Regions from separate parts of the Homo sapiens genome. Here region 1 is linked to region 2. Evidence: chromatin contacts called from ENCODE Hi-C or POLR2A ChIA-PET data. All regions are on one chromosome and are shown on one strand. The core of a region is the stretch at or near the end of the contact, and the rest is flanking DNA. Distances in the headings are between cores, read along the strand shown. Region 1 has its middle 57 kb from the start of CBFA2T3. Region 2 has its middle 17 kb from the start of CBFA2T3.

The links. Hi-C counts contacts between places; a loop is a spot of excess contacts on that map. ChIA-PET counts read pairs that join two places held with the same protein, here RNA polymerase II (POLR2A). Pooled maps may share reads with other maps.
Region 1: a loop to region 2 is called in a pooled map, with 1.8 times the contacts of the local background. The contact joins two enhancer-like sites. A Hi-C loop is called at or near these places in 7 of 168 maps with a recorded cell type or tissue (ACHN, B cell, Caco-2 and 3 more), 3 of 37 single-sample maps with no recorded cell type and 10 of 50 pooled maps. POLR2A ChIA-PET finds 5 or more read pairs at or near these places in 6 of 52 experiments (A673, GM12878, Panc1 and 3 more).

Annotation. Positions count from the first base shown.
Region 1 is chr16:89,030,723-89,037,683 of GRCh38, reverse strand. No RefSeq gene overlaps it. Among named protein-coding and RNA genes, the nearest start is that of CBFA2T3, 57 kb to the right of the region's middle. RefSeq lists enhancers at 1-236, 2,359-3,245, 5,455-5,514, 5,525-5,584. Within about 2 kb of position 5,528, at least 5 of the 41 ENCODE cell types and tissues checked have a DNase peak (open chromatin) inside an H3K27ac peak, as active enhancers do.
Region 2 is chr16:88,990,468-88,997,803 of GRCh38, reverse strand. No RefSeq gene overlaps it. Among named protein-coding and RNA genes, the nearest start is that of CBFA2T3, 17 kb to the right of the region's middle. RefSeq lists an enhancer at 3,189-6,815. Within about 2 kb of position 4,328, at least 2 of the 41 ENCODE cell types and tissues checked have a DNase peak (open chromatin) inside an H3K27ac peak, as active enhancers do.

The sequences.
Region 1 (6,961 bases), core at 4,279-6,778, 39 kb before region 2:
ATATCATGGGCACACGGGACCAGGAGCGTCTCAGGAGGGGTGTGGTCAAGGAGCCTCCAGCTGGACCCTCACAAAGGCCTGTGCCCGTCCACAGTAGGCAGCACAGACGCTGTGCCCACACAGACCTGGTGTCCAGCCTCGGCGCCACAGCCCACGGGCCCAGGTCCTGGACAGATCACTGAGACCCTCTGGGGCCCTGTCTTCTCTGTGCGCCTGTGTCCACCTAGGGCCGGGGCCTCCTTAAAGCACATTCACCCCCCTACCCTGCGTCATGTCGAAGCCACAGCCGGGTGACTGGGACCATGGGGCACCACCCAAAACGCAAAACTGACCCGACCAGGACTGGAGCCGCTGTCCGGCACCCTGCAGAAGGGCTCCTCAGCCACCCCAGGACAGTGGAGATCAGGCTCAGGACACTACAGGGGACAGGCAGGACCCCTCCCTGCCCAGCACTCACTGCAGGGCTGTGGTTTCTCAGCGCCCGTCTCCTGGGGTGTCTCAACCTCTAACACTTGGTTCTTGGGGTCCATCTCCTAGCCTCCCTGGGTCCAGAAGGGTCAGCGGAGAACCTGCCACGTTGATGACTTTCAGGCGGCCAAGAGAATGGAGCAAACCCCTAGCCTGCCCGCACCTCTCCGCCTGCACCTCACACCCCGGTGCACCTTGCTAGAGGCCAGCAGCCCCGCGCAGACGAGCTCAGGACTGCGCAGGGCACAGGCCCCATTGATAATGCAGCCGGCCGTGACTGATCCAGACTGTGGGCACCCTGCCCTCAGAGGGTGGTCAGGGAAGTCTTCCTGGAGGAGAAGGCCTAGCATCGCACTATGAATGCATCAGGATGAGGAAGGAAGAGACCTGGCAGGTGGGGATGGAGCCTACGGAGTCTGAGGCTCTGGCTGGGGACCCCGAAGGGGACAGTGGGGTGATTTGTCAGCTGGGGTGGGTGTCCTGACGCCAGCAGGGAGATAGTGAGGTGATTCCTCAGCCGGGGTGGGTGTCCTGAGGTTGGCAGGGGGACAGTGGGGTGATTTGTCAGCCGGGGTGGGTGTCCTGACGCTGGCAGGGGGACAGTGGGGTGATTCCTCAGCCGGGGTGGGTGTCCTGAGGCCGGCAGGGGGACAGTGGGGTGATTCCTCAGCCGGGGTAGCTGTCCTGAGGCCGGCAGGGGGACAGTGGGGTGATTCCTCAGCCGGGGTGGCTGTCCTGAGGCCGGCAGGGGGACAGTGGGGTGATTCCTCAGCCAGGGTGGGTGTCCTGACACTGGCAGAGCAGGGCTGCATTCACAGACCTCTCCTCCTGTCCTTGGCACAGCACCCCGGGCAGCAGGTGGGAAGCCCCCATCTGGCCTCCACCTGGCCCTCATGGAGCAGATAGGGAAAGAGGTGTGGAGGGTCCCTCAGTCAGCTGAATGGTGGAGGGCAGGATGAGGGGGATGGGGAGAGCCAGGGTTTCCTGGTGGGGCTGCCTGTGTGTGGCCTCAGCGAAGCTGGGGGCCTGGGGGTGGGGGCGGGAGCAACAGTAAGGACCTCGGAGCCACAGAGGGAGGACAGCTGGAAGAAGGTGACCTCTGAGCAAGGGGCTCGAGAGTCCCAGGCAGCGCCGTTCCCACCGCCCCCGTTCCAGAATTTTCCATGACTCTCCATTGCCACCTCCTTTCGTCTCCCGGCCTGACATCCCCCAGAACAGCCAACGTCACTGTCTCCTCCAAATCCCGCACTGCCTTCACCTCCCAGCTCCTCTCCTCTCATTGGTGTGGTGGCGTCCACCCCTCTACCTGTCCTCACCTGCTGGAAGTGGGAGAAGGGCCCTGCACACTGGAAGCGTGGGGAACACTCAGGGAGCCCTGTGGCTTAGTCCTAAGCCAGGGGCCACCCTCCCTGTACCTGAGGATGTGAGCCTGGGACCCTGGGGAGGGGCGCTGTCCCCTGCCTTTGAGCTTTTAAGAGGCAGAATCCCACCCTCTACTCCCGGCACCCTGCTGCTCATGCCAGATCCTCTCTCCTTGCACGAGACTGACAATTACCCCTTCCCTGGCGGCTGGGGTGTCCGTGTATGTGTGTGTGCGTGTGTGCACGTGTGCAAGTTCATGTGTGTGCGTGTGTGCGTGTGTGTGTGTTCGTGTGTCCATGTGTGTGTGCGTGTGCGTGCGTGTGTGCATATGTGCATGTCTATCTGTGCTCATGAGGTGACTGGAGCCCAGCTTTCCCCCATCACTGAAATTTACATTGAACCGCAAATTAATTTCATAATTTTTTCCTCTCTAATTATGCCAACATCTGCTGCAAAGCCAAGCTGTGCACATGCATTTTAATATCCCCCTCCCCCTGCAGCATCGCTGTCTGCTTCTGTGCTGAACTTTTCAATAATTATCACCAGGAGAAGATCTTGACTTCCATTTCTCTTGCTTTTCAAGAGGGAGAGAGAGAGAGAATGAAGAGGAGGGAGGGGGAGGGGGACGAGGAAGGAGAGAGAAAAAGATAAAGAACAAGGCGGGGAGAGAGACGGCGAGGAGAGAGAGTGGCAAATTGATAAACAGGTCTCGCATTGTGTCTTGGGGAGAGCGGTGGGGGCGGGGGTGGCAGTGGTTTCTTTGTTGCTGCAGGAGGAGAGGATGAATCTGAAGGGAGAGAGAGGAACGGACGGCAGGGGCAGGAGCAGAGGAGGGAGAGAAGGAGCTCCGGGTGAAGCAGAGGGGGCCGGGGAGGGGCAAGCAGGTGGGGGCTGTGCTCCCAGGCACACCCGGCCCCCCGGCCTCAACACAGGCCCTGCCCCTCTCCACCTGCCTCTACAAGCCCTGTGGCCACTTTCTCCAGGACAGAGGAGGCCGCAGCCAAAAACAAAGTTTCTTCCCACCTCCTGCCAGCATGCTGGTTCCTGGCTGGTGGCCCTGCTCTCACCACGAGGCCGTGGGCACGGCCAGTTTGGGATGTGCTGGTGCCTCTGCTACGTGGCATCCTGCTGGGTCCCTGACAGGAGGCCTAGCCTGGCCTGTCTGCCTGACCTTGCCAGGGAAGGTGCCCCAAGTGTGCTAGGAAAGAATGCCAGGCACCAACTCCATAGCCAGCCTCTCCTCCCACTGGTACCGCGGCCTGCCCGGCCTCCACCACCACTGAAGAGGGCAGGCGCGGGACACCCAGGGGTCAGGGAAGCTCCCAGAACGATGCCCTCCATCGGACCTCAGAGAGCACGGGCCTGACTGTGTCCATGCATGCGCCAGAGTGTGCTCTGTGTGTGTGCGCGTGTGGGTGAACCCACGTGTGAGTGTGCATGTGAGTGTGTGCAGGTGAACCCACACGTGAGTGTGCGTGTGAATACATACGAGTGAACCCACGTGTGGGAGTGTGTGAGTGCGGGTGAACCCACGCGTGTGTGTGTGAGTGCGTGTGGGTGAACCCAAGCATGAGTGTGAGTGTAGGTGAACCCACACATGTGTGTGTGAATGCGTGCGGGTGAACCCACGCATGTGAGTGCAGGTGAATCCACACGTGAGTGTGTGTGTGAACTTGTGGGGGGGAACCCATGCTTGAGTGTGTGTGTGCACGTGCAGCTCTGGCCACCCACTAACATTTGCTCAGCTCAGCCCTGCAGTGCGGGTGGACGCCCAGGGAGGCCATGCACTTGCCTGCAGTCCGAGTGCTGGGCTCTGGCCCCAGCCCTGCCCGTGTGCTGTGTGAGCCAGGGCATGGCACCTTCTGCCCCTCCATGAACCCAAGTCTCTTCCCTCACCAGTGAGAGCAAATCCCGGCACCACGACCGGAGCACCAGCACAGATGCAGGGTGAATGGCAGCACACACGCTCCCTGGGTGCCCTCGGGCCTTGGTCTCAGCTTTGGAACAGCAAATTGGCTGTGGGGAGGGGGTCTGCTTCCCCTTCTACCTCCTGAGTCCCCCTAGAGCCCACCTCCTCTGCTTCATCCCATGACCCCCTCTCTGGAAGAGCTCCCAGCTGCCCACTGCCTCCCACACCCCCTCTCCTCTGGCCTGTCCAGCCACGGTGGCTGGACAGAAACAACACACTGGATCACCCTGCCCTGGCCTGGAACCTCCTGCTGCTCCTCACTGCCATCCCATCGAGTTCACCCTCCCATGCCAGCCCTTGCCCCAAATCCTCAGGGCACCACGTGCACCCTCAAAACTGTCCTCGCAGGGCCCCTGGGGCCCTTCCACATGCTCTCCCGGTGGCATGGACGTGCCCCTTCCTGGCCCTCTCCCGATGACCTCACAGCTCAGCCTCCCTGCCTTCCTCCAGGTCTTCCCTGCCTGTACCAGGCTTTCCCCGGCAAGCTCACACCACGCAGGGTCCTGAGTGGATGCCACTCGTTTATTCCTCTATTTCCCCCACTCTACCATCTCAGAGCTTTTTGAGGGCAAAGCAATTTCTCTGTATCCCCAGAGCCTAACTCATGGCTGCTGTTTGATACTTTAAATAAATAAATAAATAAATAGGCCGGGCGCAGTGACTCACGCTTGTACTCCCAACACTTTGGGAGGCCGAGGTGGGTGGATCACCTGAGGTTGGGAGTTCGAGACCAGTCTGACCAACATGGAGAAACCCCATCTCTACTAAAAATACAAAATTAGCCCGGTATGGTGGCACATGCCTGCAATCCCAGCTACTCAGGAGGCTGAGGCAGGAGAATCGCTTGAACCTGGGATGTGCAGGTTGCGGTAAGCTGAGATCACACGACTGCACTCCAGGCTGGGCAAAAAGAGTGAAACTCCCTCTCAAAATTTTAAAAAATCATAAATAAATAAATGACATAATTGAAATACATTATGAAACTTTTCTGGATCCATTTCCTCATCTAGAAAATAAAGAGGTTGAATTTCTGACAGTCCAGACTCCCCTCCACGCCTTTAAATGCCGGCTCTGGCCCAACTGAAAGACCAGGAGTGGTTCGTGAGAGCAGTTCCCACTGCTTCAGCCCCAATTCAGATAAATCCACCTTTGTTGAAGCCACGTTGTGCCAGATGCCACAGAGAATTTTCAGAGGGCACACAAGCAGTGAAGACGCCTGTGAGGACGGGTGAGGCTCAGAGCGGAGATCAGGTGAGGACGGGTGAGGCTCAGAGCGGAGATCAGGTGAGGACGGGTGAGGCTCAGAGTGGAGATCAGGGGAGGACGGGTGAGGCTCAGAGTGCAGATCAGGGGAGGACGGGTGAGGCTCAGAGTGCAGATCAGGGACGCATTACTGAGATGTAGCGTGTGGATGGGGCCAGGAGGAACGAGGGGCTCTGATGGGACTGAGGGTGTGGTGGGAACGGCACTACAAGTGGGAAGGCAGGATGCTGCCAAGGCAGGGCATGGCGTCCACTCCCAGCCATGATAAAAATCACGGGTGTCCGTCAGGCTCATCCTCCTTCTATAAACAATTGTTTAACTGGATGAAATGTAAATGAACTGTTTTCAGGCACTGCACAACAGATATTTCCACGTGCACCCAAGCTTTCTGCTGGGAGGTACTTTCCAAACCACAGGACAAGGAAGTGGGGACTCAACCCAGCACAGATGTCTCAACAGGCAGAGAAGCAGAGCGGGGAGTATGGGGCTGCCGAGGTGTCCGCAACTTGCGGCGAACAGAAAGGAGGAAGCTGTGCAAAGAAAAGGAGCCCAGGAATCTGTACAGGAGTTCCCTTGAGCCGTATAGGAAGGACTTCACAAGGCCTGGCCAAGACAAAGCGTTTTGCATGGAGGAAAGAGTTTGGAGGTAAAACAGTGCTGGAAGACACTGTGTGACCCAAACAGCTTGAGTGGAAAGACCTCGCTGACAACCCCAGTAAGGCAGGTCTCAGGAGGACTATCCTAGCCACAGGCTAAGGATTGCTTGAGAACCTGCCCTCGCAAAGTCTAAACTCAAGCTGACAGCCATCTCCTAGAACAAAACTTCCCATCTTTAAAGATGACAACATCATCCAAACTCTCAATATAGCCTCCATGATGTTCAGCATACAATAAAAATTATTATATATGCAAAGAAGCAGGCAAATTTAACCAGAAGAGAAGTTGATAGAACAGAGCCAGAGATGACACAGATGTTGGAATTCAAAGAGAAAGATTTAAAAGAAGAGAAAGACATGAGTGAGGAGATAGAGATTCTCAAAAGAATGGAAACTATGGAAGGGGAAATGATATTAAAAAATCTAGAACTAAATATTATAATATCTAAAATTTAAAATTCACTAGATGAGTCCAACAGAGGATTGGACTACAGAAGAAATGGTTAGCAAACTTGAAGATGGATACATAAAAACAATCCAAAGAGCCTAGGCATGGCAGGTCATGCCTATAATCCCGGCCCTGTGGGAGGCTAACACGGGTGATCACCTGAGGTCAGGAGTTCGAGACCAACCTGGCCAATAGGCTGAAACCCCATCTCTACTAAAAATACAAAAATTAGCCAGGCATCGTGGCACATACCTGTAATCCCAGCTTCCCAGGAGGCTCAGGCACGAGAATCGCCTCAACCAGGGAGGCAGAGGTTGCAATGAACTGAAATCGTGCCACTGCACTCCAGCCTGGGTGACAGAGTGAGACTCCCTCTCAAAACAAACAAAATCTTTGACTTCTAATCAGAAACAATGCAAGCCAGAGGACAATGGAACAGTATCTTTAGAGTGTTAGAACTGTGAGCTCAAAATCCTACACTCTGCAGGAAAAAAAAGTCCTTCAAAAATTAAGGTGAGATAAAGCATTCAGATAAACAAAATCTGAGAAAATGAATCACTAGAAGAACTGTACATAAATAAATGTGAAGGAAGCCCTTCAGGCTGAAGGGAAATGATGCCACATGGAATTTCAGATCCACACAAAGACGTGAAGAGCCCTGGAGGTGGCAAACATGAAGTAAATAGAAAGTCCCCTTTACCCACGTATTAATATAAAGTCTGCTTTACTCATATATTAATATAAAGTCTGCTTTACTCATGTATTAATATAAAGTCTGCTTTACTCATGAATTAA
Region 2 (7,336 bases), core at 3,079-5,578:
TTTCCATCTTTTCCTGCCTTCTCTGGTGTTAACTATATAAAATGCTCAGTCCTCCTCCCGCATCAACTTCTTTTCATAATTTTCTCTTTGTCTTTGGTTCTCTGGAGTTTGAACATTATGTGCCTGGGTGTGGGTTTTCGTTGTTTGCCATACTGTTGCTGTGTTATCCTGTGTGGCATTTCCAAGCTTCTCATATCTGTGGTTTGGTAGCTGCCCCAGGCCCAGCCTCCCACCAGCCCCCGCAGCCCTGGCCGGGCTGGAATTCAATGCCCTGGAGGGTGATGTGTGTGGCAGCCCAGATGAGTCACCTGCAGGCACCAGTGCAGGCGGCTGAGAAGGGCTGCATTGACTCAGTCCCAAAACCCATATTATTGGCCCAATCCAGTGTGACTGGCTTCTCATCCAAGCCAGTTGATTGAGGCTCAAGGCCAGGAGTCCAGAAGATGGGTGAAGGGGTGCAGGAGGCTCACTCACCATGGCTGGACTCATTTAGGGTGGCTGCACCTGCGAAGATCTGGAGCCCTCTCTCGAGGGTCAAAACATGAATGGCTCAAGGCCAGGAGCCCAGAAGATGGGCGAAAGGGTGCAGGAGGCTCACCCACCATGGATGGACTCATTTAGGAGGGCTGCACCTGCCAAGATCTGGAACCCTGTCTCGAGGGTCAAACTCCTACTCCACCCTCAGTCCCCACAGGTGCTGGCTCTGGGAAGCCCAAGGGGATACGCCCCCACCCAAGACTGTGAGGCCTAAGAGGTTTACCTTACGGGTTGGATGGAGCCCCCCACCAATTTATAAGTTGAAGTTCTAACCCCCCAACACCACAGACGATGGCCTTCCTGGGAAATAGGGTCTTTCAAGATGATCCAGGTGAGATCGCTAGGGTGGGCCCTCACCCCACAGAACTAGCTTCCTTCTAGAAAGGGCAGGTGTGGACACTGAGCTGTGCACGCAGGGAGAACGCTGGGTGAAGAGGGAGGCGGAGATCGTGGTGATGCACCCACAAGCCCGGGCGCACCAGAGACTCCCCCATCCCCCAGAACCCGCCGGGCGCACCAGAGACTCCCCCATCCCCCAGAACCTGGAGAGAGGCCTGGAGCAGATGCCCGCCCCCACCCCTCCAGCACCGCAGAAGGAGCCGGCCCTGCAGACAGCTTGGTCTCAGAGCCGTGGGAGAACAGATCCTTGCTGTGGAAGCTCCTGGTCTGTGCTGATTTATCACGGCAGCCCCGAAAGACTCCCACGCCAGCCACCAGAGCAGACTCCAGCTGTCACCAGGGGATGGCACAGGGTCCCAGAGGCCCCCCCGCTCCACGCCAGGGGCTGCCCCTTTCGTTGATGGCTAAAAGGGGTGAGAGGCTGGGTGAGCAGGATGGGGCTGGGGTCCCAGGGACCTCCAAGGCTGCAGTGTCACCCTGTGCCCGAGGGCCACCCCTCGGCCCTCCCGGCACCTGTAGGCCAGCCTTTGTCAGGCTGCGGGGGTGGCCGGTCCCTGCAGGGGACGCGAACCCATTTAGCGGATCGTGAGCAGCCTTTTTTAGTGAGACAGAATAAAATGGAAAGTGTGGGTGCTGAGAGGCACAGGCCCCAGGACGAGGTGCCCGTGTACCCCAGAGAGACTGTGTGTGCCTGGATGCCGGGCACTGGGTCTGGGAAGAGGGAAACAAGCTCCTTTCTCAGACAGCCACTCATTCCGGGGCCCTGGACGTGGGAGCTTTCCACACAGAGCCAGTCTCCAGCTCTCTGTGGATGACCGTGGGGAGCCCTACGATTTAGCCTGATTACATTGAGTCACCGCAGACCCGGGGAGCCCAGGGCTGTCCTGCAGCTGCCCCCACTTCAGCGCCAGTCTCTGGGTCAGGCCACCTGTGCTTCTCACTGACCAGCTGTAAACCCAGACTCCTGTGAGCCCTGAGCCCCGGTCTGGTGTGTGCTAGGCCAGCTCACAGGACTCAGAAACACTTACACATGCTGGTTTATTATAGAGGATGTTACAAAGGACTCGCAGGACGGGGTCCGTAGGGTGGGGTCCGGAAGCTTCCAGAGCGCAGGAGCCCTGTCCCCACTGAGTGGGGGTGGCCGCCCTCACGGCACTGATGTGTTTCCACCCTGGATGCTCCCAAGTCCTGTCTTTTGTCTTTTAGGGATTTCTTTTGAGGCTTCATCACATAAGCATGACCCCTGATGACCTCAGCGTCCCAGCCCTCTTCTTCCCAGGGGCTGGGGCTGAGAGTTCTAGGCTTCTAATCCTAGGGGGGGCTCTCTGATGTGCAGCCCCCATCCAGGAGCCCCCATGGGTACCTCAGTAGAACAAAGGATGCTCCTGGCATCCCGGAAAGGCTAAGGGTTAGGAGCTCCATGCCAGGAACTGGGGCAGAGGCCAAAGGTACGTTTCCTATGACGCTGCAGTTTGTGACTGTGAACGTCCCACAGCAGCCTGGCGGGACAGACAAATGAAGCGAGGAGATGTCTCCTCCAGCAATGCTGTGCGGCAGGAACGTGGGAGCCTGAGACTCACCCCCCACACGAAACAGAACTCAGAGGCAAGGAGGCGAAAAAGACGTCGGGTCCCGGCCACAGGCAGGCGACGCTGTGCTGAGGAAGGGACACGCACAGAGGCCTAAAACGACGGAGAAAGCAGGGATGTGATCGCAGCTCGTGCTGGGGCTGAAGCCACCTCCTGGGGCAGCCGTGGAGGATGCAGGGGCTCAGGGCGTCCCACCTGCTCTGTTTCCTGCTGCCCCAAGGGCGTGTGCACTTCACAGTGCAAAGGTAAAAGAAATGCTACAGTAAATAAAATGGAAGCCACGGCACTTCTCCAAGGGGAAGGGGAAGGGGAAGGGCTGCTGTCCGCCACGTGTGAGCGTGAACAGATCCCACATTCACGCACACAGAAATCACATAGACTCTCGTGCGTCTAAGTGGCATTGCTGTGTCATTTGCAGAACACACAAGAGCACGTGAATATTGTGAGGAGATAAAATGCCTTCCTCACTGTAGATTGTGCTCAGAAAGGCTCGCAAGCCACAGACCTGGGCAGATTTCAATGCAAACACTAGGAGAACTGGCTTCTCCTGATCCCCATTTGAGGGATGGGCAAACAGGCTTGCGAGGATTGGGGACAGCCAGGGATCCCCAGCCAGGCCCCAAACCTGGCTTGCTGTTGGGGGAGCCCTTGCCCCAAGCCGCTTGTGAGAGCCTGACTGTGGCCTTAGGGCCGCCCAGCTCGGGGCCCCAATTGCCGCAGGGAGGTCTCATCTGGGTCCCACGGCTCAGCCACTTGGGGACTGGGGTCATGGATGCCTGGCACTGAGGGGGCACTGGGTTCCAATTCTGGTGCTGCCTTTTCCTGCCTGGGAGACCCTGGCTCTCAGTGGCTTCATCCGTCCCATGGGAGAAGGGAGTGGAGCCCATGCCACCGCCCGGTCCTGGTACCAAAGCAAAACGCCCAGGACAGGAGCTGAGGGAGGTGGGTGGTAGACAGGCCCCCTGGGCTTCGCTGGCCTGGAAGCAGGTCTCCGACCTGTCCAGCAAGGGCTGAACCTGCCTCAGCATCCGTGCTCTCGGACCCCAGGACTCTGGACAGGCCCAGTTCCTCCTGAGCCACCAAGACTCCTGGTCCTGGGGCTCCCTCGGCCATCCCTGGAGCTGAACAGGTGCTGACCACAGAGAAGCCTCGTGCACAGGTGCCTGGGGGGCACGTTATGGGGCAGGGGCAGGGCCGACCGACTCCAGGTAACCTCAGTTTTCTCATCTGCCGGACGGTCCTGTTGCTTCTTCCCCAGCTACAGCCAGATTCCAGCTCCTCCCAGCTGCCAGCCATACCTCCCCTGTCCAGCCCCAACCTCAGACTCCAAAACCACAGCCTCCTCACTGGGCCCCTGGTTCTGGCTCTCACAGAAGGGAAGAAGGAGAAAAAAAGGGAGGGAGGAGAAAGGGAGGGGAAGAAGGGAGGAGGGAGGAGGAGGAAGGAGGAGGGAAGAGAGGAGGGAGGGAGAGAAGAAGGGGGAGGGAAGAGGGAGGAGGGAGGAGGGGAGAGGGAGGGAGAGGAGGGGGGAGGGAGGAGGAAAGAGGAAGGAGGAGGAAGGGAGGGAGGAGGGGAGAGAGAGGAAGAGAAGAAGGGGAAAGGAGGAGGGAAGAGGGAGGGAGGAGGGAGGAGAGAGGAGGGGGGAGGAAGGAGGGAGGGAGGAAGGGAGGAGGCAGGAAGGAGGGAGGAGGAGGGAGGGAAGAGGGAGGGAGGAAGGAGGGAGGGGCATCTGCTTTGTTTCCTCTCCACCCCCTCTGGACATAAGAGCAGTAAGGGCATCCGTTACATGAAGCAGATGGAACCCTCATGTGAACCCCAAAACAAGTTGCAAACATATTGTTTAGTCCCAACCACGTGTTGGGATGGAGGGGAAGGAGTCCTGGGGCCCCTGGGGATGGTGCTCCCGGCAGGGGGAAGCAAGTGCTGAGGCTGTGAGGCAGCCGCAGTGCTGCCAGTGTCTCCACCCAGAGCGGACCCAGCTCCTGCCCAGCTGCAGCCCGGGGCTGGGCTCTGAGCACAGGCTCACAGCAAAGGGTCCCAGCTGGTGGGCCTGGCTCTTGTGGAGGCCCCAGGACACTCCTCCCACTTGGTGGAGCAGGAGCCAGCCCCTCCAGAGGATCTTGGGGCTGGGAGGGGCTGAGGAACGAGAGGGGGACAGGGAAGCTGGGCAGCAGGTGCCGCTCCTAACATCCCTGACCGGCTGCCGGCCTCGTCTGAAATCCAGAGCTCATTTGCGCTCATCAGTTGGCCGACAGATGGGCCCCGGCTTCATATTTTTGGATTCGGTTAGATTCGAGGGCTGATGTGAACCGACTCAGAGACTCAGAGCACAGGTGTGAGAGCAAAACAGCCCTGGGCGGTGGGGGTGGGGGAAGCCGCAGGCAGCCGAGGGAACAGGGCTCTCGCGCTTGGGGCTGGGAGCCCACCCAGGCAGCTGATGGGGGGCTGGGAGCCCACCCAGGCAGCTGATGGGAGACACTCCAGGTGCCCCTGGGGAAGGAGTACCTCGGGGTGGCTGGGGATTTGGGTAGAAGCCTCTTGAAGGGGCGCCTGACGCTGTGACCCCTGCCCCCAGTTCACCGTGGCCGTGATAAGGAGGCGGCCTGGCTGGGCTATGGGAGATAAACTCAGAGGAAGGCCAAGCAGGCCGGGTAACTGCCTCTGTCACAGCAGGAACGCTCCCAGCCCCCTGCCCAGTATCTCTCGGGCCACCTTGGGCAGACTGGGGGAAGTTCCCAGGCACAGAGATGGGCTGCCGGATGTGGAGTTGTCTGCAGACTCAGAGCCCCAGCCCCACCCTGTAGAGGCGATGACCCCGGGGGTGGGATGCGGAGGTGGCCCAGGAAGACGTCCCCACGGTCGCCCAGCCGTCAGCAGCAGAGTCCCAGCCCGCCCCCAGCACTCCCGGCCCGGGGTGCTTTCTGCAGAGAACAACTGACTTTCTCTCACTATACCCCGTTATCCCTGTAGGATGGTGGGGAAACTGAGGCCCAGGCGGTCAGGGAGCCCCACATCACAGACACAGCAGGCCCAGAGAGAAGCCATGCACCTCACCAGGATGCGGAGGCCTCGGCCTCCAGAATCCACGAGGCCGCCACGTTCCAGGGTACCCAGTTGTTTGGGCAGCCTGGGGTATCCCAGTCACCAGGCAGCTCCGGGCCCGCGGGTCGCCAGCTGTGTGTTTGGCTTTTGTCATGGGCTGGAGTCTGGAGTCTTGGAAAAACAAATTCCTACCCTCGGGCTCCAGTCTGTCTGGAAAGAAAAGACTCACATTTACAAACAAGCAGACACATAACACGCCCCCCAGCGCCCACGTGTGATCAGGCATGTGCTGTGTGGGTCACGTTGGGCTCCCTGGGCCCATCACAGGGGCACTGTTCATTCGTTCCTTCTACAAACACGTACAAAGCACCTACTGTGTGCCTGGTACGAGTCTAGGCACTGGGGACACAAAAGAAACACAGCCCCCAGCCTTGTGTTCAGGTAAACAGGGGTATTTGTGGAGGAAAGGGTTCCTAAGGGGACCAGGGCTGCTGCATTTTATTTATTTATTTTTTGAGACAGAGTCTTACTCTGTCGCCCAGGCTGGAGTGCAGTGACACGATCTCAGCTCACTGCAACCTCCGCTTCCCAGGTTCAAGTGATTCGCTTGCCTCAGCCTCCCGAGGAGCTGGGATTACAGTCATGTGCCACCAGGCCCAGCTAATTTTTGTGTCTTTAGTAGCAATAGGGTTTCACCATGTTAGCCAGGCTGGTCTTAAACACCTGACCTCAGATGATCTGTCCGCCTCGGCCTCCCAAAGTGCTGGGATTACAAGCGTGAGCCCTACCTTGCCCAGTCGCTGCTGCATTTTAAAGCAAAAATTGAGATTTTCAGGGCAAATGTAGAAGTGAGCCTCTTCCGGACTCCTCGGAACAGCCAGGCAAGGGGCACCATGAGTCGGCTGCAGCCCTCAGGCGGGTACAGCTGAGGGTCCCCATCATAGTGAGGGGACACAGGGCTCCCAGCCAGCCACCATCCCCATCCCTCGAAGCTAGGCAGGGGAGAGAGGCAGCCCCAGGTGGAGGGAAAGTGGGAAGGATCCACACAGCTCCCCAAGGAGCCTCCTCGGAGAAGAGGTACACGTGGGGTTCCACCTGGGAAGAGGAGGGCTCCTCCGCTCTGCAGGCGTGAATTTGCTCCAGGCCTCCGTTGCAAGAAGCTCTCCTACTTTGGGTCTAACAGAGCTGCCTGAGGCCCTCCCCAGGACAAGCCCCCTCATCACCAGTCTAAGCCTGCTGTCCACACCTGGGGTGGTGCTGTCCTGTCACCCCATCCTGAGCCCCAGAGCACAGGTACTGTCACTGAGGCACACACTCAGGTGCCAAATCCGCTCCCCAACACAGCACACAGCCTCCCGCCGACTAGAGCTGGGCCCAGCAGTGTTCCGGCCCCACTCAGCCTGGAGGAAGCTCTGCTCTTCCTTCCATGGCCACGGCTAACTCTGTTCCCTCTGAGCCCTTGCCTTTATCCCCCCGAAAGGCAGGGACCCCACAGAACTTTCCCAGCTCCCTGGCAGCCAGACACGGCTGTGAGACCCGGCTTAGCCAGTCAGCTGAAAGGGGAGAACTGCATGAGGTTTCTGGAAGAGATTTTCCTCCCTGGCTCTTTCTCTTCCTTCCCTGAACGCAGTGGTCAGAAGCTGTGACTCTTGGAGCTGCAGCACCCATCTGGGAACCATGAGGCAACAGGTCGGACAACAGCAGGCCGGGCAGAGGCCACGACAAGCCGGATGACAGCAGGCCGGGCAGAGGCCACGACAGGCCGGATG